Linked DNA regions of Homo sapiens: regions 1, 2, 3, 4, 5 and 6 are each linked to region 7. The links are chromatin contacts, found by Hi-C or POLR2A ChIA-PET in ENCODE. All regions are on one chromosome and are shown on one strand. Each heading gives the region's core, a stretch centred on a gene start or an enhancer-like site at or near the end of the contact. The rest is flanking DNA. Distances are from core to core; before and after follow the strand shown. Region 1 holds the start of IREB2 (iron responsive element binding protein 2). Region 2 holds the start of ADPGK (ADP dependent glucokinase). Region 3 holds the start of TBC1D2B (TBC1 domain family member 2B). Region 4 holds the start of ARIH1 (ariadne RBR E3 ubiquitin protein ligase 1). Region 5 holds the start of SKIC8 (SKI8 subunit of superkiller complex). Region 6 overlaps TBC1D2B (TBC1 domain family member 2B). Region 7 holds the start of SIN3A (SIN3 transcription regulator family member A).

Region 1 (2,968 bases), core at 212-2,711, 3.0 Mb after region 7:
TTAAGGAGGGAAATGACGAGTTCAGTTTTGGAGATTTTTAGTTTGAGGTGCCTTGGGATGTGGAGGCATCCCATGGGTACTAGGATATACACCTCCGGGTTTAGGAGATAGGCTCAGGTCACAGGCAGACTGGGAAGCATCAACATATTAACTAATAACTGAAGTCAAAGGAAGTGTGAGATGGGCCAGGGAAAATGGACAGAGGGAGGAGGTACAAGGCCAGAGCCCTGGGACACATTTAATGTCCAATATATTTTTTTTTGAGACAGGGTCTTGCTGTGTTGCTCAGGCTGGAGTGCAGTGGTGCAATCATGGCTCACCACAGCCTCAATCTCCTGGGCCCAAGTGATCCTCCCACCTCAGCCTCCTGAGTAGCTGAGACTACAGGTGCATGCCACCACACTCAGCTAATTTTTAAATTTTTTTTGTAGAGATAGGGTCTCACTACGTTGCTGTGTTTGGTCTTGAACTTTTCAGCTCAAGCCATCCTCCCACTTTGGCCTCCTAAAGTGCTGGAATTACAGGCATGAGCTACTGTGCCCATCAAGTGCCCAGTACATTTAAAAGCTGGGCGGAGGAAGAGGTCTGCAGAGGAGCCTGAGATCAAGCACCCTTAGGAGAAGAAACAAAAGTAGAGTCTGAAGTCACAGAAGCTGATGGAAGAGTATTTTTCAACAATGGGAGAGAACCAGTCAAGATTGAGATATGTGAGATTAGAAAGTGGAGTTATAGCTGGCCTTGGCTAAAGGCATTTCTGGGAGTGGAAGCCAGACTGGAAGAGGATAAGAAGTGGGTGGGGGAGAGCCGAGTATGAGCGACTCTTTCTGGTAAGTTGCTGCGACAGGAGATAATGCTGGGTAGGTGGAGAACACAGGGACCGGAGGAGCTGAGGCGGAAGGATGGAGAGGCTTAAGCATGTGTTAACTGCCACTGGGAAGAAGTCGGCAATCACGGAAGCTACCGGAGGGTAAGAAAAAATTCATTCATTCAACAGTTGAGCGCCTCCCACGCGCCCGATCAGTATGGCCGCCCCCACTTGAAAACACGCGTGTGGGCCGCCCACGTCTGACAAGTTAATGCAAGGCTTTATAGTTAGGGGAAAGCGGTTCTCCTTGAGCTCTTTCTCCTAGCAGTTCCGATTCCGACCCTGACTCCAACAGACACCTTGCGGGAACGCAAACACCGCTCGAATTCATGACCCCAATAGAAAACTTAAGGCCGCAACTAAGTAACGGATCGCTGCGAAGGCCAAACTAGCCACGCCAACGCCCCCACTGGAGCCTCCCCAGCGCTCCGCCCCCGCTCGCGAGAACAGCGGCGACGGCGCGAGAAATCGCTTTCTGGTTAGCTCCGCCCCTTCCCTTTCTTTGTTTTCCTGTCCGACGATCTCGCGGGAGTTAGGCGACAAATCCCGCGAGCGCAGACCCGGGGCTGGCTCTGCTGCTCTCGCGATATTTGCGCGAGCCTGCTTCCTTCTTTCCTCCCTTGCCAGTCCGCCTGTCTTCCTCCCCGTCTTCCCTGCCCGGCCTCCCCCTTCTTCCCCCGCTGGCCCCCTCCCCGGAGGGATAATATGGTCTCCGGCGATGGACGCCCCAAAAGCAGGTCAGTTTCGGGCCTCCGAGCTGGGTCTGGCAGTTGGAAACGCGCGCTGCCTAGGCGCCGAATTCCTTGCTTTTCTCGCCTGGAGTCGCTCGGCAGGCGCCCAGGCCCTCGGGGCTCGGGTTGTGCTCCCCTCGGGGCCTGCCTGCTGGGCCGCCCTTTGAGCCTAGGCCGCGGAAGCTGGGGCTCCCGATCCCCACCCTCCTGCGCGACACCCGCAGGGCGGGCCACCCCACCGCTGGCCTTGACCCGCACCCCTCTCTCTCCGGTGGCCGCTGCCTGCTGCCAGCGGCTTCCTGGCCCCCGTCAGCAACACCAGGGGCAGGGAGAGGCCCACCGTCTTCTCCTGCCCGCCCCCCATTGGCGAGCGATGAAGGCGGGGGCCTGCGTCTCCGTGTTCGGGTCTCACGCAGCTAGATGTTGATTCCACGGTCCAGCCTAAGGCCCCTCAGTCTCTCTGTGCCTCTGGAAGCCGAATGAGGGGCAGTCAAGGTTGAACATTGGTCAGTCAGTTCTCCGACCATTTATTGCACCGCTGTCTCCTCCCCCGTCCACCTCCCTCTACAAAAAAAAAAAAAGAGAAAAAAATACTATTCATTCTGAAAATGGGCTGTGCTTATGTTTTCTCCTTTTGGATGAAAGCCTTAACAATGTTGAGGGTCCTGGCCACCCACCGCTATGAGTCTGCACAAAAGATCTGAAGGTTCTTTTCAACCTCAGGGCTGCCTCCCCGCCACTGCCCCCTAGAATGTTGGGAGCTGAGGCACGTTTAAATGAGACCTCTGGATCTTTGACTTAGTAGTTCAGCTTCAGTTCGTGCAAAACCAGAAGACTTGTCTCTTTCGGGTAGAATATGCTAATTTCCTAGAGATTCTGTTACTTTTATTTTCAGTACTAAGCCCTGGTAAGGACTTAACTGAGAAGTTTTTTTGTTTTGGTTTATTGAATGCTCTGTAAAAATCCGTCTTTTAGTTTTTTTTTTTAATCAGTCCCTCTAATGTTAATTGTGGAATTCACAAATTCCTGTCTCTGCAGTTTTCAAGACATGTCTTTCCAAAACGTCCCCGTGGATTATTTAAATCATTCTTATTGTCCCTTTCCAGGTATTCTTATCACATTTCAGGAGTGAATTATCTTACTAGTTTTTACTTGACAAATTATGGTTTAGAACTATGCTTTCCAGTGTGGTGGATACTAGCCCTGTGTGACTTTAAATTAATCAAAATTAAATAAATTAAAAATTCAGTTCCTCAGGCACGATAGCCACATTTCAGGTGCTCAATAGCCACACGTTGCTAATGGCTACTTTACTGGACAGCTCAAACATAGAATATTTTTACCATTGCAGAAAATTCTATTGGATAAAGCT
Region 2 (3,153 bases), core at 578-3,077, 2.7 Mb before region 7:
TGTACATGCGCAGACTAACTGAAAAGCCAGCTGGCTGCAAGCTAGGAAGAGAGGCCACATCGGAAGCCAATCCTGCCAACACCTTGATCTTGGACTATCAGCCTCCAGATCCACGAGAAAACAGATTTGTTGTTTAATCCACCTAATTTGTGGTATTCTGTTCTAGCAGCCCAAATGACTGATACAATAATATGTTTCCAACAAGTGAGACAGGGGCCTTGCTTCACCCATCTCTGTATCTTAAGAACCTAGCACAGACCTGACACTAACCATGTAGTTGGTGAATATCTGCTGAATGAACGCGCATAAAGCAAGGAAGGACAATTTAATCCCAGCACTTTGGGAGGCCAAGATGGGAGGCTGGCTTGAGCTCAGGAGTTCGAGACCAGCCTGGGCAATATAGCAAGACCTCGACTCTACTAAAAAAAATAAAATAAATAAAAAATTGGCTGGGCGTGGTGGTGCTTGCCTGTCGTCCCAGCTACTCCAGAGGCTGAGGCAGAAGGATCTCTTGAGCTCGGGAGTTCGAGGCTGCAGTGAGCAGTGATTGCACCACTGCACTCCAGCCTAGGCGACAGAGAGAGAGACCCTGTGTCCAAAAAAAAAAAAAAAAAAAAACCCCAAAATTATAGCTAATATCGAATGCTTTTTAAAGCAGGCACTATGCTAGAGAGATTACATGAATGATGTCATTTAATCTTCAGGCCAAGTTTGCTCTACTTTACCCCTCCCGGCCCCAACACTCCACAGAAAGTAGTGAGCTACATGGTAGAGGGCCTGCTTTTATGTGGTGGTTATACATAACTCTGAGATTACGGCAAGAAAGTCAAATCGAACTGAGACAGGGACTAAAGTTAGTGTTTACAGTATCAATACTATAAAGAAAATAATTACATTCCCAAGGAAAAGTACAAAGAAAGGAGGTAGTGTCATTTGGAAGAACCTTAAATATGCAGTGTCACTGAAGTCAGGGGAAGAAAAGAATTTCACGGAGAAGGGCGTGTTCAATGCGTGGAAGGCTGCAGAGTAGATAATGAAGATTCAAAAAGGCAAATCTGAGAGGAGTTGCAGTACAGTCGTGTGGTTTCTAGACTACACGGCGTTTCGAAAGTGGGTAAAGGCAGACATCACGCGTCTTCAAGAAGTTCAGAAGAAAGAGGAAGAGTGTTGTCATAGTGGGTAAGGTCAAGTATCTTTGATTGCAAAACAACAGTCGCCAGAAGAGAAGGGGCTAAAAGTTGGAACGAGGAAGAAGGCTCGGAGAAAGGTGTCAGACAAAGCGGGATTAGCAAGAAGCTGTTAGGGCTGGTCCTACCGGGATGAGAGAAAGGCGCAGAGGCCAGCCGAGTGGAAAGAGCAGCGGTGACGAACCGGGTTCCACTCAGACGTCCGACACTTCTCGCCAAGGGGCCAGCGCGGACAGCAGCGCCTCCCGGGGACCTCTGAGAAGCCCTGTTTCTGCGCGGCTCCGCCCGACCTCCAAGGCCGACCTCGGAGGCTCAGAGACCCAGGCCCCGTTGGCACTCACCCCACTGCCACGCGGCGCCAGCGCCGGACTGGCCGCACGATAAGCGCGTCCCAGGCTGCCGCCAACCGGCCCTCGGGGGAGACGGGTCCCGGGGGCGCAGGCGCGGGCCCCAGACACAGCGAGCTCCAGAGAGAGCGCAGCGCCGAGCCTGGCAGCTCTGGCTCCAGCAGGAAGACGCAGCCCACGGCCAGCGCCAGGAAGCCCGCGTACGCGGAGCCGCGCCACAGCGCCATGGGGACCCAGGCGCCGCACCTGCGCGAACCAACTCCTTTCCTAGCCCGCGCCTCTTCCGGGCTCGGCGCGCGCCGATGTCGACACAAGCGCTACGTCACAAGGGTGCGCCACGGGGCCCCCCAAGGGGCGGGGCGACGGGCGGCGCCAGGACGGAGCGAGGGGGGACCCCACGCCTCAGTCCCAGGCCTGGCACTGCGGTGTTGCCGCCCCGGAGGAGGTGGGACAACGGCGGTTGTGCCAGTCCGGGCGCTGCACCCCCTTCCCGGAACTCTAATCGTATCCCCAAATAGAGGGATGGGAACACATTTGCTTTCGCAGTAAAACGAAACGGACAGATTGTGAAGAAGCGGACAAACCTCGCGTTAATATTCGAACCAGTGGGTGTCCCCATTGGCACGGATCACACCCCCATCTTTTAATCCCTCCCTCCGCCCGTGTCCCCTCATTTGCTAGACTTGTCCTCTTCCAGGCCTAGTGCTCGGCGCTTCTGAGAGGAATAGGCTCACAGAATAGCGGCGCTGCCGAGACCCCTGGGGTACGCGAGGCAGGGGGATTCCGCCCCTTTGGAAGGTGGCCGAGACCCTCAGCCACTAAAGGACTTCGTCGAGACAGGAGAGCCCGCAGAGATCGTTCTCTTCTGGATAACCAGATTATTCCACAATCAAACTTTAACCCTTTTGGGGGCGCTGTTCCCTTTAACAAACTCTGGAAAATGTACACAATCTTGTGCACAACACGAGAGTTATGGACCTGGGTTGAGAAACGCTGCTTTCTTTTGTTCCCCCTTGGTGACATCACTTAAACCCAGCCCTCTCTTCGCTGATACTTTTCTGTGCATGAGGCTAGGTTGAGAGACAGTGAAGCTAGGCTGGGTACCAGCTCATTCTCATCAGCCACAATGCCCGGCCTAGTCTTGTTCCCTGGTTTGTTTCCACTTTTCCAATTCTCTCGGCTCCTGACCTTGGCTTTGTGTCCAGTTTTCCACTGTGACCCTGACCTTTGGACTTGGCAGCGAAACTTTATTTCCCTAACTTTGATCTTGGGCATTAGTCTTCATTCTCCTCAGCCCCACCTCATCAGAACTTCCCCATCCTGGTCATCTACCTTCCCGCAGTTCATCCTACCCAGCCTACCTGACCATGCCATCCCTTTCGACAAAGATATTCACACAGGAACAGATTTGGGCTACCTTGGAAAAGAAGCCAAAGAGCCAGTCAGATCTTTATGAAGCCATGAAAGCCATCTTCCCTAGAGTTGCCTGTCACTTCTCTCTCCTTAGGGAGACATGTCAGTCAGTTCCTAGAGAAACTGCTTCTTCTCACAACCCTCAGCTGTCAGGTTTCCCTGGCACCCAGAGGGGACTGAGCCAGCAGCTGACCTGAAAACAGCGA
Region 3 (3,400 bases), core at 754-3,253, 2.6 Mb after region 7:
AACCCGAGTTGGTTTTCTTTGGGGAAACAGGCTGTCTGCACCCACTTACAGACAGGACAGGGGAGCCCAAGAGAACATGGGAATCAGATCCTGCTTGAACTGGCAAAAGCTGAGTCAGCAAAGCTCTAAGAACATCTCCAGGGAGCAGCTCCAGCTGTTAGCAGCTCTGGGGGTCTGAGGAACAGTCCTCAGCTCACAAGGCCAGGAGTTTGCCTAGTCTGCTCTCCGTGTGGCCAGCTTTGAGAGCACTTTCATACATCCCAGCCCAACCCTGTTGCTCTGGAGAAAGCCCAACCTGGAATACGGAAGAGGAGTGAGAGTGAGGGTGGAGACTCACAGAAACCAGGCAGGGAGCAAAGCCTGGAAAAAGGATACCCAGCTCCAGGCCTGGGCCCAGATCCCTCCAGATGCTCAAAGCAGGTGGGCCCCTAGGAGGTGACAGTCTAGTCCCCCAGAACTCCCAAGGACAGGGGAGGCCTTTCAGCACCAGGACTCCTGACTCTACTCTCCTGCTTCTACACTGTATCTCTCATTTTGTCTGTCCACTGGAGGATTAAGGGAGCCTCAAAGGAGCAAGGCATAACTGGCTGAAAAGACCCCCTCCCACCCATCCTGGACAAAGCAAGGAGGAAGAACACAGGATCTGCCACCTACTGGCTGTGTGACCTTAGCTGGAGCATCCCCGTCCACTCTGGAGGAAAATGTAGTGGACTGTCTCTAAGGGCCCTGCCATCTGACTCTTTCTGTCTACAGTGCTAAATGCACTCTGGCTCACGCCTGGCATCCCAGCACTTTGGGAAGCTGGATGGGGAGGATGGTTTCGGCCCAGGAGTTCGAGACTAGCCTGGGCAACATAGTGAGACCCCCGTTTCTTTAAAAAAAAAAAAAAATTTAATTAGCCAGGCGTGGTGGCCCGCACCTGTGGTCCCAGCTACTTGGGAGGCTGAGGTGGGAGGATCTCTTGAGCCCAGGCATGGAGGCTGCAGTGAGCCGAGATCGCACCCCTGCACTCCAGCCTGGACAACAGAACAAGATCCTGTCTCAAAAAGAATAAATAAACAAATAAATAAAAGCACTGACATTTACTGAGCAGTTTAAAGTATAATTCATTTAATCCCAACACCCCATGAGGTAGATACTACTGTTATCCCATTTTACAGAGGAGGCCGCTGCAGCCCAGAGCGGTTCACTGAGGTACCAAGGCCATAGGCAAAGTTCTAAAGGAGGCCCCAGGGGTAGAAGCCTACGCTCACGGATGCCTGGGAAGGCTGCACAGGACATCCACGGGATGGTGGGGGTCGGGAGACACCAGAGACTGGCCCGAGGTTAGGCGCAGAGGGAGATAATGGGTCAAGGTGTCTGAGAAAGGAGACGGGGCTTGGTAGCCCCAGCGAGACTGGCCTAAGCCCAGATAGTGGGGAGGAGATAGGAACGAGGGCGGGATGTGGAGAAGCAGGGAAAGGCAGGCCGACGTGGGCAGGGGCGAGGAGGCCTTGGAGGAAGGAGGGTGGATGGCGCAAGCCAGTGGCGGAGGCAGGGGACGCCGGCGGAAGCGCGCGGGCGGCTTTGGGGCGAGCGGTCCCACCTTGAGCACCGTGACGGCTCCCGCGCTGTGCACCTGGAAGTGCGCGGGCGGCTCCGTGCCCGGCTCCGCCGCCTCGTCGGGGCCCTGGTAGCTGAAGCAGGCGTCCGCGATGTCCAAGTGGCCGAGGGGCAGCGCGTCCTGCGGACTCTTGAAATAGTAAAGGTAGCAGCGGCGCGCGTCGAACACGAACCAGCGGCTGCGGTAGCCACGCAGGGGGCCCTTGCCCGACAGCTTCTGCAGATAGCCACACAGCCGCGCTGGCTCCCGCGCCGGACCCGCCCCGGGCTCCGCGGCCGCCCCCTGCGCCGCGCCCTCGCCGCCGCCGCCGCCCTCCTCCGCCCGGGCTCCGGCCCCCGGCATCGCTACCGCGCGCCAACCGTAGGCGCCCGCGCCCTGCGCCTCCGCGCCGCGGCCGCTGCGCCCCCTACCCCCTCCGCACCGCCCCTTCGCTCCGCACGGCCCGCGGGCGCGCAAAGCACCCTGGGACTTGTAGTCTCGCCCCCGCCCGCCCGCCGGCCGTTGCCCCCTCAGCCCCCGGAGGCAGGGTCCTGCGACCAGCACCCCGCGGGTCAGTTGCCTTCGTGCCACCTGGGCTCCAAGTCCTCGCCCTGCCGGATGAAGCAATGGTCTATTTCTTTATGGCAGTGTAGGTACATGGGAGTGTGCATCTCTCAAAACCCAGCGGAGTGTCCGCTTAAAACTGCATTTCACACTGTGTATCTTATTCTAAAAACTTGATATTTAAATCTCCCTCCTGCCAGAGTCTCAAGCTAATATTGTAAAAATGAGACAGCCTATTGCCTGGTGCTGAGTGGGTGCTCAGTAAATATTTGCAGAATTCATGAAAGCCAAAGCGTTTCCTGCCTCTCCAGACCTCAGTTCATTTATTGAATTCAACATATATTTATTGAGCGCCTTCTGAATGCCGGGTACGGTTCTGTATGCCAGGCCCTGGCGGATACAGCAGTGAACAAACCAATCATTCTCCTGCCCTCGTGGAGGTTATATTCTAGTAAGGCAGGGAGGTGACACACAAGAAAGCAGATAAAAGTAATGTGTGCTATGTTGTATAAATGCCGTGATGACATGTAAATGATTACCGCTTAAAATAGCACCTAGTATTTATCAGTGCTTTATAGACTAACTTATTTGAACACTCACAACCTGAGAAGGCAAATCTATTGCTTTGTAATAAAGCAAAGAGAAAGAATGAATAAGACCAAGTATTTGCTAGCACAACAGGGTGACTACAGTCAAAAATAATATAATTGTACGTTTAAAAATAACCAAAAGAGTATAATACAGACGCGGTGGTTCACGCCTGTAATCCCAGCAGTTTGGGAGGCCGAGGTGGGTGGATCACCTGAGGTCGGGAGTTCGAGACCAGCCTGACCAACATGAAGAAACCCTGTCTCTACTAAAAATACAAAATTAGCTGGGCGTGGTGGTGCATGCCTGTAATCCCAGCTACTCGGGAGGCTGAAGCAAGAGAATCTCTTGAACCCCGGAGGTGGAGGTTGCAGTGAGCCGAGGTTGCGCCATTGCACTCCAGCCTGGGCAACAAGAGCAAAACTCTGTCTAAAAAGAAAAAAAAAAGTATAATAGGATTGTTTGTAACACAAAGGATAAATGCTTGAGGTGATGGATACCTTACTTACCCTGATTTGATTATTATGCATTGCATGCCTGTATTAAAATATCTCATGTAACCCATAAATATATACACCTACTATGTTCCCACAAGAATAAAAAATAAGTAAAAAGCAAAGTGAGAGGATGAAGTGATGGGGGGCAGATAGCAGGCTGCTGCCCCAG
Region 4 (3,319 bases), core at 652-3,151, 3.0 Mb before region 7:
TGTTCCTTGTGTCCATGGCTTGCCTTAGTTGTGGCAGCAATCTAGAATTGCTAAATAGAAACACTGAATCAAAGAACCTAGACCTGGCTGGGCGCTGTGGCTTATGCCTGTTATCACAGCACTTTGGGAGGCCGAGGCAGGTGGATCACCTGAAGTCAGGAATTCGAGACCAGCCTGGCCAATATGGTGAAACCCCATCTCTACTAAAAATACAAAAATTAGCCTGGGGTGGTGGCATGCGCCTGTAGTCCCAGCTACTCAGGAGGCTGAGACAGGAGAATCGCTTGAACCTGGGAGGCAGAGGCTGCAGTGAGCTGAGATCACCACTGTACTCCAATCTGGGCAACAGAGCGAGACTCCGTCTCAAGAAAAAAACAAACAACAACAACAACAACAAAAACCTAGACTACCAGTATTGAGGTTAAATGCTTTACTTTGTAAATCCTGAGGTTAAGAAATATAATTATCGGTATTTTAAAACTTACAAAATGGACAAATTGGAAGAGGCTTTTTAACATTATAATGGAATTTTTCACTTTTCAAAATCAATTTCCAAAGGGAACCTATAGGTTGAACAGTAAGATTTATCAACAAATCAGGGGTTTTGATTTTAAAAGGTTTTCAATCTGGCCAATTCTTCAGATTATCTCAAGAGGGAGCCTTCTTATGCCTCTTCTTCCTTCATAACACTTCTCTGGCTCGCATGTCCTGTTTGCAAAGATTTAAGCCCACTCTTAGGCATAAAATGCTCTTAACTGACATGACCCCTGACTAACTTGCCTAATATTTTGCCATGTACCCTCCATGCACTTTAAGCTCCCCAAACTATTACTTACTTGACACCTTCTGCGCTTTTGCTTGTTCTCTGCGGCTAGACCATCTTCCCTACCTTCTCTGTTGAACTCCTAGCCATTCATCAACACTCAGCTCACATAGCACACTTTCAGATGAGATTCAAGCATTATCTCTCTGGCTACATTTGGCCCTTGTAGATATTTCTATTATTGCCTGTATTTTGTTGAAGCATTCATGTCTTTTATGTACTACATAGTACATAATATATCTACATTACAAAGCATTTTTATGATTCATGTTTTGGGGCATCCAGCGGTTAAAATAGGGCAAGGGTTATGTGGTCTTGGCCAGGTCCCTTTTCCTTTCTGAGCTTCAGGTTCCTCAGGTATAAAATGGGTACTATGGCTCCGTGAAGATGAGACAGAATATATGTAAAGCCCTTACACAGTGCTCAATTCATGAAAATCATCGCTGTTTACATTGTTTAGGGCCCTCAAGAGGCGCTCTTGTCAGCGGGGTGGAGGAAATGCCTCTTTAAAATGACGTCATTATAGGAGACTTAAAAACCACTGCACGTCTGTACAAGTGGACAGAATCACACAGCTACCTAAAGTGGGTTCACCTGTCATACAGTTTAGAGGTTCCACTTACAACAGGTTTCCATCAGTAGCCAAAGCAACAGAAATTTTAGCTTAACGGCTGAGGGCTTCCGGGATTACCGCAGGGCGGGCGGGAAGCGCCTTTCCGCTCCGGAGGGAAGGCCGCGTCCCCAAGGGACTGCCTAAGTGGGCTGGATCCCTATGGCCTGCGGCAGACACCACCACGTAGGCGGTCCAGGGGTCCCTCTCTCGGTGACTGGTGACCAGGAGGCCGCAATCTCTTCACATAAAAGGTCTACGGGTTTCCGCTCGGCCCTCACAGCGGCAGCGGATCGAACCAGGAAAGCAATTCCCGCTCGGCTCCCCTCGGGTCCCAGGCCCAGGAAGGCCGGGCCGTGGGGTCTCCCCGGGCTCCACGCAGGGGCGGTGGGGCGGGGCGCAGTGACGCAAAGAGGAGTGACGCGACGACGCAGCGCGACGCGGTGACGCACGCCCCTTTGTTGGCTCAGTAGCGATAGCAGCGGCCGTGGAGGTGGCGTTGGGGACTGTTTTCTCTCGGAGGCCGGAGCGGAGCCGCGTCTGACTGAGGCGGGCAGCAAGCGGCCCCCTCGCTCCCTCCCTCCCTCCTCCGCGCCCTCCCCGCCGCCACCAGCCGTCAAACGCCAACCGCCGCTCCTGGGGAGGAGCCGCGGCTCGCGGGGCCGGAGCCAGGCCTGCGTCCGGACATCAGCCGGAGCCGGAGCGAGAGCCGGGGCCTCGGCGTCCCCGCCCTCTCCCCGCCTCGGCCAGCGTCCGCCGGGCCCCCGCGCGTCGCGCCATGGACTCGGACGAGGGCTACAACTACGAGTTCGACGAGGACGAGGAGTGCAGTGAGGAGGACAGCGGCGCCGAGGAGGAGGAGGACGAAGACGACGACGAGCCGGACGATGATACCCTGGATCTGGGCGAGGTGGAGCTGGTGGAGCCCGGGCTGGGCGTCGGCGGGGAGCGGGACGGACTGCTGTGCGGGGAGACGGGCGGTGGCGGCGGCAGCGCTCTGGGGCCCGGCGGTGGCGGCGGCGGCGGCGGCGGCGGTGGTGGTGGCGGGCCGGGGCATGAGCAGGAGGAGGATTACCGCTACGAGGTGCTCACGGCCGAGCAGATTCTACAACACATGGTGGAATGTATCCGGGAGGTCAACGAGGTCATCCAGGTGAGGGTGGCCGCCGCGCCAGCTGGACCGGGCCCGACGGGGGAGCGGATTCAGGCGGCACGCGCGGTCCCGAGGGACAGGCCTGGGCCTGGTGCGCAGCCTAGCCCGGTGCCTCCCGGCCTTGTCTTCTCCGCTGCCTCTGCTGGGGATAGAGGGTGTCGAAAGCAGAGGTTCGCCGATTAGCCGGGTGTGGGGAGGTGCGCTGGGGGCGGTGCTTCCCAAGTCCTGCTATGGCGGAGGCCTTCGGTCGCCTAAGCCTTCTCTTGCGGGCAATTTCTGCCAGTCCCTGGGCCGGGTGTCCTTTCTCTGGCCGGGCGATCGCCTACTGGGGCGGGGCGGAGGAGGTGGGGTGGAGAAGAGGAGTCAGGAAGAATTGGGCCCTGACGGGACTTACCCCGGCCGTAGCCTCATTTGAGCACTTTTGGAAGGGATTAGAGTAGGCCTAAGAGCAGCTTGGTGTACAGTTGCCCCAAGTGGGCACCAGTTAATAAAGAAATGGATCTTGGCAGTCTCAAGTGCCTACTTAAAGGTGGGGGAAGGGAAGTATTTCTCGGAAGAGGTGCTGATGGGCCTTCTTTTCAGATGGTGAGGCTTCTGCTTACATCTTTTTTATGTCTTTGCTGTTTGGGACCTAATTGCTACTTTTTCTAGTCGTAGCAGATGACTTGCTTGAAGCTGTTGGAATAGTTACTGCATATTGCATACCCTTCCTTGTAGCTAAAACAACAACAAA
Region 5 (2,917 bases), core at 263-2,762, 2.8 Mb after region 7:
GACAGGAAAGTGCTCAAGCCAGTTTGGCTAATGGGAATGGTATTCAACCTCTGCTTCAGCACAGCCTTCTGCCTGCTGAAGCACAGGCTTGTCCTCTTCCCTGTCATTCTGGGCCTCACATTTGGCAATGGATAGAAACAAAAAAAGGAGGAAGGCTTGCGGTAAGCCAGCTTCCAAAAACCCGGGCTCCAAAAGACAAGGGTGTGATTCTATCAATGAGTGCACATTTGAGGATGTACAATGAATCCGGTCCTATTTTAAGTAATACACAAAGATTTAGCTCACTGAAACCTCATAACCCCGCTTACTAGGTACAGTAGTTCTTTAGCTGAGGTTTTGATTTCCACAGTTCCAGAGGTCAACCGTAGTCCAAAAATAGGTGAGTAGAGTGCAGTAAGATATTTTGAGAGAGACCACATTCACATACATTTTATTACACTGTTATAATTCTATTTTATTATTATTGTTGTTATTCTCTTATTGTGCCTAATTTACGAATTAAACTAAGTAATCACAGGTATGTATGTGTAATCTGTATGAGAAAAAACACAGTATAGATGCTCCTCAACTTACAATGGGGTTACTTCCCAATAAACCTATGTAAAGTTGAAAAATTGTAAGTCAAACCACGGTAAGTCAGTCAGGGTCCTTCACTATCCAAGATTTCAGACATCCACTGGAACGTACACCCCGCAGATAAGGGGGGAACTACTATTTTTTTATTATCAGTTCCACTTTTCTAGTAAGAAAAGGGAGGCTTAGAAGCGGTTAAGGAAGCTTCCCCAAGGGACACTAAAAGGTGGATACAAGCTATAGTATAGGCTACCAAGATACACTACCTCTTACTTCAGGGTCTTATGAAGGTCAGAGCTAAGAGACTTTAGACCTTAGCCCTCTCTTGCCATCTTCTCTCTTTGGGAAACTTTTCCCTAAATTTCCTAGGCAGAATTCATCACTGACTCAGTGTTTCCAAGGAACACTACAGATGCCTCTATGAAACTACTCAGGCAAGTCAACAGCCCACAGTATTGCACGGTACTTGGCGTAAAGCGAACCCAGCCTCTGTCTGTACCCGTCCAGTGATGTCTGTATCTGTCCAGCACGCTACCTAAGACAGCGTGGCCCACTACTGGAAAACTTCGGTTAATACAGCCCTCCCAGCTACGGATAAATGATCTCCTCCGCAGAGAAACCAGCCCTAATCTCGATACTGCCCAGAACATTCTCAGGACGCAAAAGGAGGCCACCCACGGGCCTCCCCCACTCCCCTCAGGCCCCGTACACCGAGGAACAGCCAGGGCAAATGGAGCCATGGAAGCCACCCTCAGGCCCCAGGGCCTGGAGCATCCCTGAACGGACCTGCTTACAGGCAGCCTCGGGCCCAACCTCGCTCACTCGCCCTCTGGCCTGGACTGTCAACGGCCCTAATGACCCCAATCCCCAACGGCCCTGCGCTCCAACTCACCACTGCACTGCCAGGCTGCACGTCGGAAGCCGGGCTCCGCGCGACTGCGACGCGCAAAGATGAGCTATCGAAGGGGCGGGGCATCGCGCCGGCCCCGCCCTCACGGCTCGGAGCACTCCGCAGCGCCCGTTGCCGTCGCTATGGCGGGCGCGGGGCAGACGCCGACGAGGGTGGGCGGAGAGAGGAGGGAGGAAGCCAGGTCCTGCTTCCAGAGGAGTGGTAGTTGGAAATTTGCTTCCGGAAGCGCAGACGTTTAGCTTCCGGCAACTGCAGGTTTAGAGGTTTGTGTTGCAATTTCATTTTGTACTTTTGAGATTGGACTAAAGCTAATAACTTCTGTTGCTGAAATAAATTCAGTGAAATCGAGCTTTGTCTTTCAAACTGCTAGTCATGACCCATTAACGTGACAGATATCAGTTTAATAGGTTGTCAACTGACTTTTTTTTTTTTTTTTTTTGAGGGCCAGGCAGAGTAGCTCACGTCTGTAATCCCAGGACTTTGGGAGCCGAGGTGAGAGGCTTGCTTGAGCTCTGGGTTTCCAGACCAGCCTGGGCAACATAGCGAGAGACCTCGTGTCTACTAAAAATAAAAACAATTAGCACATGCCTGTAGTTCCAGTTACTTGGGAGGCTGAGGCAGGAGGATCGCTTAAGCCCTGGAGGTTGAGGCTACATTGAGCCGTGATGACGCCACTGCACTCCAGCCTGGGGAACAGAACTAGACCCCGTCTCAAAAAAAAAAAAAGAGATGGGGCTGGGTGTGGTGGCTCATGCCTGTAATCCCAGCATTTTGGGAGTCGGAGTGGGTGGATCACTTGAGGTTAGGAGTTTTGAAATCAACCTGGCCAATATGGTGAAACCCCGTCTCAAGTAAAAAAAAAAAAAACAGAAACAAAAACAAAATTAGCCGGGTGTGGTGGCATGTGCCCGTAATCCCAGCTACTTGGGAGGCTGAGGCAGGAGAATCGCTTGAACCCTGGAGGCAGAAGTTGCAGTGAGCACAGATCACACCACTGCACTCCAGCCTGGGCAACAGAGTGAGACTGTCTCGAATAACAACAACAAAAAAAGATGGGAAGAGGCTCATGCCCCATTATGGAGGCCGCCCTGTGGCTCAGATGTGGTGGCTCACTCCTGTAATCCCAGCACTTTGGGAGGCCAAGGGGGGAGGATTGCTTCTGGCCGTGATTTCAAGACCAGTATGGGCAACATGGCGAGACCCAATCTCTACAAAAAATTTTAAAGTTACAGACGCAGTGGTGTGCACGTGTAGACCCAGCTGCTCAGGAGGCAGAAGTGAGGATCACTTGAGCCCAGGAGTTTGAGGCTGCAGTGAGCTATGATTGGGCCACTGCACTGTAGCCTGGGTGACAGAGTGAGACCCTGGCTCTAAAAAATATTTTTCGAAAAAACTAGTTTTGAAGTTCAAATATATATATAGAGAGAGAGACGG
Region 6 (3,094 bases), core at 568-3,067, 2.6 Mb after region 7:
GAACTTTCAAGAAGTTTTTTAAAAAAGCAGGGTGTTGTTATCCCTGGCTTGTTTTCTTATTAGTTTATGTGGGGAATGAAGTAAACGGAATGTGCTAGACATACATCCTGTAATGAGGCTATTAGCCATTTATGGGCACCTCCTTTGGGTTCTAGCTACCTCATTCTCAACAGCTATAAAGGTTTATAGACACCTGATTGTATCTTTATGCAAATTACTCTTTTATGTTGAAACTAGGTCTTTATCTATCCAGACACAGAAGACAATGTAGAATGGTATTTGAGGCATGGCATGCCTTCAGAGGGCAGGCTACAAAATAGAGGGCAGACAGAACAGATACTGACTAATAATAAAGCTGCAAGTTCCAATCACACAGGAAAGTCTCTTACTCAACACAGATTCTAGAAAAAAAATTAATGTAAGCAACTATGTGACAGTGCTGGCTCCTTAATGAATATTCAATCCAGCTTTTCCTTACTTATAGACCTTGGTTTTGATCGTGGCCATATGCTCAGCTAAAATACTTGGCTTCCCAGACTCCTTCCAGCTAGGAATGGCCATATGACAGTTCCAGCCAATGATGCATAAGCCACAGGTTTCTGGGAAAGCATTCTCCTTTTGATGTAAGTGCCACCCCCAGGGGCAGCTAGCATGAGCAGGAAAGCTAATACACTCTAGCAATGGAAAATACAGAGTCAGAGACAGCTTGGGCCCTTCAGTGGCACTAGTGAGTAGCTATGCCAGCCACAAACTGCTTATCATGTGAGACAAATTACTCCCTATGTGTAAGTCCTTATTAGTAAGGTTTCCTGTTAATTACAACTAAACATAATGCTAACCCTTTCAAAATGATATCATCTCATATATATGTATACAATATATATGTGTATATACACATACATATGGCTCTTTACACTTAACAATGCAGTTTCCCATTTGATCTTTATAACAACTATGAAGAGGGGTGAACAAACTTCAATTCCCAGAGCCACAGTTTCCTAACCCTGTACTACAGGATACGTGACTTACTTAGAGTCTGACAACTAGTAAATATCCCCAAGACTCACAGGCCCACAGGGCTTCTTCCACCAGGTAGAGCTGCCTTCTAAGATATACAACTAGCTATCAGTGCAAAACGTTAATCCCCTATATCTTTCTCCATATTGACTTTAGGTGCTAGGAGGGTCCTGATGGGTGATGCCCACTAGACTACAAATCAAAATGTTCCAAACAACTGGGTGACTACGAGACAATACTAGGAAAAGTTTTATTTTTAATGCAAATCAGTTATAAAAACATTCTTCTTTAATTCTTACTAGAGTAGGCTAAGCTGAGCAGATAACAACAAGCATGGCTTTAGAAACTTCACAGAGCACTGCCATATAACACATCACAATTTATCTTTGAACCAGATTTTATCTCTGACGATAAAACAAAAGGGGCTAAAATACAGCCTTTTCTTCTTGACTTCCTGCTTTAGATTTTTTGACTTCCTGAACCATTATAGCCTCACATACTGCTCTGGGGCCCAAAGTTTCATTCCTTGTTCTTCGAAGCTATCTAAAAATTAATAGAAGTCTAATGTTACAGTCATTTCTATCTATAAAATCTTCAAAGGCACTCCACTGCTCTTAGGTTAAAGTCCAAAATCCCAAGACCAGCAGTCTAGGCTCTCCCCCAGCTCTGGCTCTGGGTCCCAGGTGTGCCCCCAGGTTCAGCTCACTCCCCACAACTGCTTCCAGCCAGTAGCCATCCTGACTGCAGCTCTGGGAAGGCACTGCAGTTCAGCCCTGTCATCTGACTCCCCTCCTCTCTACCTAGCTAGTTCCTGGCCATCCTCCAGGCCTTGGCTTAGATGCACTTCCTCAGAGAGGCCCTAACTGCCAGAAACTATGCACAGCCCACTTACAGCCCATGGTACCAGCATGCACCCTTCCCTCACATTTCTCTCATTTTTTCTCTGCACAACCACCCTGCTTGACTAGAAATTCTGTGAGGAGAGGGACAAAGCTCATCTTGAGTGCCGACTTTGCTGAATGAATGAGTAAATGTCAGGTGGCATTTACTCAAATGCTAAATTCCATACCTGGAGTCCCCATATCAAAGGAGGAGAAACAAATATGGGCTTCAGATGTTTTCTCTGGCTCTCCAATCACAGCATTTTGGCTTAGAAGGAGGAAGGACAGCTGTTATAAAGAGACTATAGGGCTAGGCACTACTTCTTTGTCCTCCTTTCGGTTTAATATCCCTGAGTCTTTGCTAGAAAGAAGCACTTGGTGCCCTCAGAACAAAGGAACTGAGGCAAATCAAGCACCTCCTGTGCCAAAGGCACTGGCTATGCTCATGAACCCTGCCTGTTCCCACAGGGTTTCCAAATGTTCCAAGTGACTGAGACACTCAGTTAGGAGCTCCTTTTGAGTGAAAAGCACTATAAGAGTGGCTTTCAAAACAACTCAGTTAACAGTGACTCGACTCTGAACGAAACATAAGGGCGCATAAAGTTGAAAATAAAGGCATGATCTCAGAACCTGGAATAGTCAGAGCGCTAAGACAGTCGTGAAAGTGACTCAAAAACTCTCACAGAAAACATATTAATAGGTACAAAGCATATATAGTAATTTATCACTGATAAGAGGGTTAACCTGCTGAAAAATACTGGGACAAGTAAAAACAAGACTGACAAATTTGGAGACGAAAAATTCATCTAAGAATGCCTTTGTTTCTGGAGTAAATCAGCCACACGTGCCAACACCATCCTTGGTGGGACAGGCAACTCGGATGCAGCCCTGTGTTCTGCTGAGCAGAGGGTCCCACGGGTTTTAGGAAGTGAAGAAATCTCTTTATGAAACTGTTAGAACTAGTCCTTACTGTTGTCTACTCCTTTTAATGTACGCTCCGTGTGTCTTCCAAAAATACTAATACAATGGCCTGGGCTTTTTAGACCTTACTTCAGAGCTCAGGAGGCTGTTTTGTTTGTTTGTTTGTTTTTCTGGATGTGTTATTTTCCCTGTATGAAGAGTGGGGGCCAAAAAACAGTCCCATCTCCACAGTCTTTGCAATGGGGTAGGATGGGCAGCAAATAATTGTTGTTCTG
Region 7 (3,233 bases), core at 360-2,859:
GGAAACTAAGTTTATATAGCAGAACCATGTGCACAATGAAAGCATTCAAAAATACAACTGTCAGAGATATCGGAGTATTTTATTCAAAGTCTGAGTTCTTAAAAAAAAAAAACAAACCCTACTTTATAAACAGACCAGTTTTGAGATTAAAATGTAAATCCAAACTTTCCTGTTATAAATCTCAGCCTTGTAAAGAGGAGGAGCTTCCACTGCCTTTTCAAGGCTAACTTCGTTTAAAGTCCTAACGCACCGAAACAGACGCCAAGTCTACTACCCACCACCCATTGGCTCAAAGGAAGCCCCGCCCCGTACAGCCACGGTAACTGAACATCAAGGGAACCCCAGGGAAGGTTTTCCCTCCGCCACATTTCTAGTCTCTGATGACTCCCTGCCCCTCCCCTACCATCACCACCGCGGATCTAGGGTTCCAGCACCAGCCACGCACGCTCCTACAAGAGGACCTTGGGCACTTCGCCCCAATAGTTACAACCAAGAGGGGAGTGGGGGTGACCATGCTCCCACTCTCCTGGCTGCACGGTGCCAGACACGCTGCATGGAGCAAAGCGGAGAAAGCAGCTCCGGCACAGGGCCCTTGTGCCCCCAGGCAGAAGGCATGACCCAGCCACAAGAGTAAGTCCTGACACCTCCACAGCTCCCAGTCGGCGGGTGCCCCTCCCTCCCCACGGAGACATAGGGCGGGGCAGATCTAGGCGCCGAGACTCCCAGCCAGACCCGACAGCGGGCTTTCCCTAGCACCTCCTCATTGCCAAGGAGGCGGAAACCCGGGGCCTGGGCGGGGTGCAGGGGGGGACGGCCAAGGGGAGTGGCATCACGGATCAGTACGGCCCCTCCGGCCAACCGGATCCCAAGAAGGCGGAGGAACTCAGACTTCACGCCCCCTCCCTGCCGCGCCCTGAATCTACACGCGGGAGACCCCCCCCTACCCCTCCCCGACCCCAGCAGGCCAGAGCGCGGCCGCCAGCCCGAGGCCCCGCCCACCCCAGGAGGAGGGGAGGGGGTGGTCGGCCGCAAACTGCACTCAGCGCGAAGCCGGCCCCGCCCCTTTCTCCACAATCGCACGCGCGCGCCGGCCCCGCCTCTGAGCGGCGGCGCGAGAGCCCGCCCCCCTCCGCGCGCACCGGGACTACGCTCTCCTCCCCCTCCCGCGCGGAGAGCTACCCCGCTCCGCCCCCCACCCCCCTCACACAACCACACACCTCCCGCCCGTCTGCTCTACGGGAAGCCGAGGAGGTCAGCCCCCCCCCCCCAAAATACACACCCTCGAGTCCGGCGTTACCCGCCACCAGGCTCCCGCCCGGCCCCCGGCCCAGCGTGCTCTCACCGCAAAGCTGCTTCGGCCGCTCGTCACTGCGTGTCCCTCTCAGCGTGAGCCGCGAGCTCAGCAGGGAGGCCCCGAGAACGGCGCGGGGCACAGGCCCGCCGAAGCGGACTGCCAGCTACCTCTCCACTAACGAAGCGGTCACAGGCTCCGGTGCCCAGACTGGGAAGGAGGGAGGGAGGGAGGGAGGGAAACTCCGAGGGGGGAAGGGGAGGGGGGAAGATGGAGAAACCGTCTCCGCCGCCTCTACCGCCGCGGCCGCTTCTCTGTTACCCGGGAAATCCCGCCCACTCCCCCGACCCCGCCCCGCAGAGGGAAGACTCAGCTTCGTTCCAATACAGGACGCAATACCCGCCCGTCAAAGACTCAGCCAACCACCGAGGCCTGTCTTATGATTTTCCCGCCCCTTCCCCCTCGACTGGTAGGGGAGGGGGAGCCGCTCTCCTTCTCCACGCCCCTATTGGCGGGGAGCTTCCCTAACTCAACCCCGCCTATTGGAGACGGACTGCTGAAGCCCACCCCCGAGCCCCAACACTATTGGAGGAAGCAGGGAAGCTCTTCCTGTCTCATTGGAGGACACCACATAACCCGCCCTGCAGCGTCTCAGCCACAGGCCTAACAAGTTGGCTCCCGCCTCCGCTGGTCATCGCATTGGAAGGCTACCCCTGGCTCTCCCACCGCCCCAGTAAGGTAAGTAACCGATGTGGGGTAAAATGTCTGTAAGTGAAACAGGCTCCGCCTACCGCACTGCCGGGCCAGGCCCCGCCCCAAGAGTCGGATTGGATATCTTGGCGCTGGTAGGACCCTCCATTGGCCAGGGCGCCCGTCTAGGAAGGAGCTAATTCCACCCTGCGCGAGGAGGCTGAACCTTAGCAGTCCTTTTGTGGAATGTTTACACTAGAGACTGAAGCTCGGAGTTCCAGGGCCCGAGATAGGAGGGGGAGCGGAGCTCATCAGCGGAGACTCCACATCCTAGGATTTGAAGGAAAGGCAGCCCACCATGGAGGACTCCCTCACAAAAAAAATGAGAGAATGAGAACTCATCCTTCCGTCCAGTTATCTTTACAGTTTACATTCTACACACTGCGTCCTTGTAAACACAAATATCCGGAGCAGCTGGCAACTCCTTTCAGCCAAGTAGAGTACAGAACTAAGGTCTGGAGACCTAGGCGGAGAAGTAAACTCCCTAGAGCTGAATATGCAGTCCTAAGAGGGCGGAGATAACCAAAAGAGAGGCGGGCTCTAACAGCCACCGCCCTGGCAAGCCTCCGGAAGGCGGAGCGTGAGGCACAAGGTACTCACGATCTCCCGGGTGGATCTGGAGGCATCCTCAGAACTGAGAAAGGAGAGGAAAACACCAAAACAGGCCACGGCATAAATTAACATTGGGGACATGCCACACTCAGAGAATGGATAAAATTTCCGTAGTTGGGGACATAAGATAACGGCTGTTCACCTTCTCCTTGGCCGGGAGTGTTAATAGCAGTTCCTGTGCCCTCTCTGTGTAGGTAACAGTGCCTCGAACACACAGTGAGACAAAGTGCTTTCAATTCCTAGTTTGCTTTTATTTATTCACCAAATAGGGCGTGGGCCTGACGCTGATCTTACTTTGGGGGGCGCTCTCTCAGCGCCAGGAGAGGTGACGGGATTACGTTGTTACCGCTCTCCCGAATAAGTAGAACCCTCCTCCCAGAGAGCTAAGACCCCAAGGGACACGCCCAGGGAACCCACGCCTAGGTCCAACACTGTCCTCCCTCTGCAATCCAGCGGAAACGGCCAGGAACGAGCTCTGGCAGCAGGTGGGCCTGACTCCAGCGATGGCTTCGAGCCGCGAAACCACAGCAGCGAATTGTGAACTCCAAGGGTAGCCGACAGGTGGGAGCAGCCTCGCCAG

What was found. Hi-C counts contacts between places; a loop is a spot of excess contacts on that map. ChIA-PET counts read pairs that join two places held with the same protein, here RNA polymerase II (POLR2A). Pooled maps may share reads with other maps.
Region 1: a loop to region 7 is called in a map of naive thymus-derived CD4-positive, alpha-beta T cell, with 7 times the contacts of the local background. The contact joins the promoter of IREB2 here to the promoter of SIN3A in region 7. A Hi-C loop is called at or near these places in 1 of 168 maps with a recorded cell type or tissue (naive thymus-derived CD4-positive, alpha-beta T cell), 4 of 37 single-sample maps with no recorded cell type and 11 of 50 pooled maps. POLR2A ChIA-PET finds 5 or more read pairs at or near these places in 1 of 52 experiments (CD4-positive, alpha-beta T cell).
Region 2: a loop to region 7 is called in a map of naive thymus-derived CD4-positive, alpha-beta T cell, with 10 times the contacts of the local background. The contact joins the promoter of ADPGK here to the promoter of SIN3A in region 7. A Hi-C loop is called at or near these places in 1 of 168 maps with a recorded cell type or tissue (naive thymus-derived CD4-positive, alpha-beta T cell), 2 of 37 single-sample maps with no recorded cell type and 8 of 50 pooled maps.
Region 3: a loop to region 7 is called in a map of CD8-positive, alpha-beta T cell, with 9 times the contacts of the local background. The contact joins the promoter of TBC1D2B here to the promoter of SIN3A in region 7. A Hi-C loop is called at or near these places in 1 of 168 maps with a recorded cell type or tissue (CD8-positive, alpha-beta T cell), 2 of 37 single-sample maps with no recorded cell type and 4 of 50 pooled maps.
Region 4: a map of CD8-positive, alpha-beta T cell shows a loop between it and region 7 (9-fold over the local background). The contact joins the promoter of ARIH1 here to the promoter of SIN3A in region 7. A Hi-C loop is called at or near these places in 2 of 168 maps with a recorded cell type or tissue (CD8-positive, alpha-beta T cell and naive thymus-derived CD4-positive, alpha-beta T cell), 3 of 37 single-sample maps with no recorded cell type and 13 of 50 pooled maps. POLR2A ChIA-PET finds 5 or more read pairs at or near these places in 2 of 52 experiments (A549 and activated CD4-positive, alpha-beta T cell).
Region 5: a pooled map shows a loop between it and region 7 (11-fold over the local background). The contact joins the promoter of SKIC8 here to the promoter of SIN3A in region 7. A Hi-C loop is called at or near these places in 6 of 50 pooled maps. POLR2A ChIA-PET finds 5 or more read pairs at or near these places in 4 of 52 experiments (GM12878, OCI-LY7, T-cell and 1 more).
Region 6: a loop to region 7 is called in a map with no recorded cell type, with 7 times the contacts of the local background. The contact joins the enhancer-like site here to the promoter of SIN3A in region 7. A Hi-C loop is called at or near these places in 3 of 37 single-sample maps with no recorded cell type and 8 of 50 pooled maps.

What each region holds. Positions count from the first base shown.
Region 1 is chr15:78,436,755-78,439,722 of GRCh38, forward strand. IREB2 (iron responsive element binding protein 2) reads left to right here and starts at 1,462. Exons shown (of 22, transcript NM_004136.4): 1 at 1,462-1,602. The coding sequence starts at 1,584. RefSeq lists enhancers at 997-1,076, 1,147-1,206 and a silencer at 1,677-1,916.
Region 2 is chr15:72,781,931-72,785,083 of GRCh38, forward strand. It overlaps ADPGK (ADP dependent glucokinase), which reads right to left and starts at 1,828. Exons shown (of 7, transcript NM_001365225.1): 1 at 1,529-1,828. The coding sequence starts at 1,761. It overlaps ADPGK-AS1 (ADPGK antisense RNA 1), which reads left to right and starts at 905. Exons shown (of 3, transcript NR_040107.1): 1 at 905-3,153. RefSeq lists enhancers at 1,204-1,273, 2,034-2,093, 2,144-2,353 and a silencer at 1,524-1,983.
Region 3 is chr15:78,075,708-78,079,107 of GRCh38, forward strand. TBC1D2B (TBC1 domain family member 2B) reads right to left here and starts at 2,004. Exons shown (of 13, transcript NM_144572.2): 1 at 1,586-2,004. The coding sequence starts at 1,945. RefSeq lists silencers at 1,480-1,679, 1,880-2,089, 2,240-2,289.
Region 4 is chr15:72,472,429-72,475,747 of GRCh38, forward strand. It overlaps ARIH1 (ariadne RBR E3 ubiquitin protein ligase 1), which reads left to right and starts at 1,902. Exons shown (of 14, transcript NM_005744.5): 1 at 1,902-2,586. The coding sequence starts at 2,212. It overlaps TMEM202-AS1 (TMEM202 antisense RNA 1), which reads right to left and starts at 1,811. Exons shown (of 4, transcript NR_135678.1): 1 at 1,447-1,811. RefSeq lists enhancers at 1,266-1,365, 2,816-3,025 and silencers at 1,606-1,945, 1,797-1,993, 2,036-2,265.
Region 5 is chr15:78,298,097-78,301,013 of GRCh38, forward strand. It overlaps SKIC8 (SKI8 subunit of superkiller complex), which reads right to left and starts at 1,513. Exons shown (of 11, transcript NM_025234.3): 1 at 1,466-1,513. RefSeq lists enhancers at 711-1,678, 1,231-1,580, 1,679-2,645, 1,821-1,910.
Region 6 is chr15:78,050,399-78,053,492 of GRCh38, forward strand. All of the region lies in intron 2 of TBC1D2B (TBC1 domain family member 2B), which reads right to left. Among named protein-coding and RNA genes, the nearest start is that of TBC1D2B, 26 kb to the right of the region's middle. Within about 2 kb of position 1,818, at least 18 of the 41 ENCODE cell types and tissues checked have a DNase peak (open chromatin) inside an H3K27ac peak, as active enhancers do.
Region 7 is chr15:75,450,081-75,453,313 of GRCh38, forward strand. It overlaps SIN3A (SIN3 transcription regulator family member A), which reads right to left and starts at 1,610. Exons shown (of 21, transcript NM_001145358.2): 1 at 1,343-1,610. RefSeq lists enhancers at 28-947, 375-504, 2,215-2,264, 2,494-3,025, 3,026-3,233 and 1 more and silencers at 755-1,254, 1,475-1,574.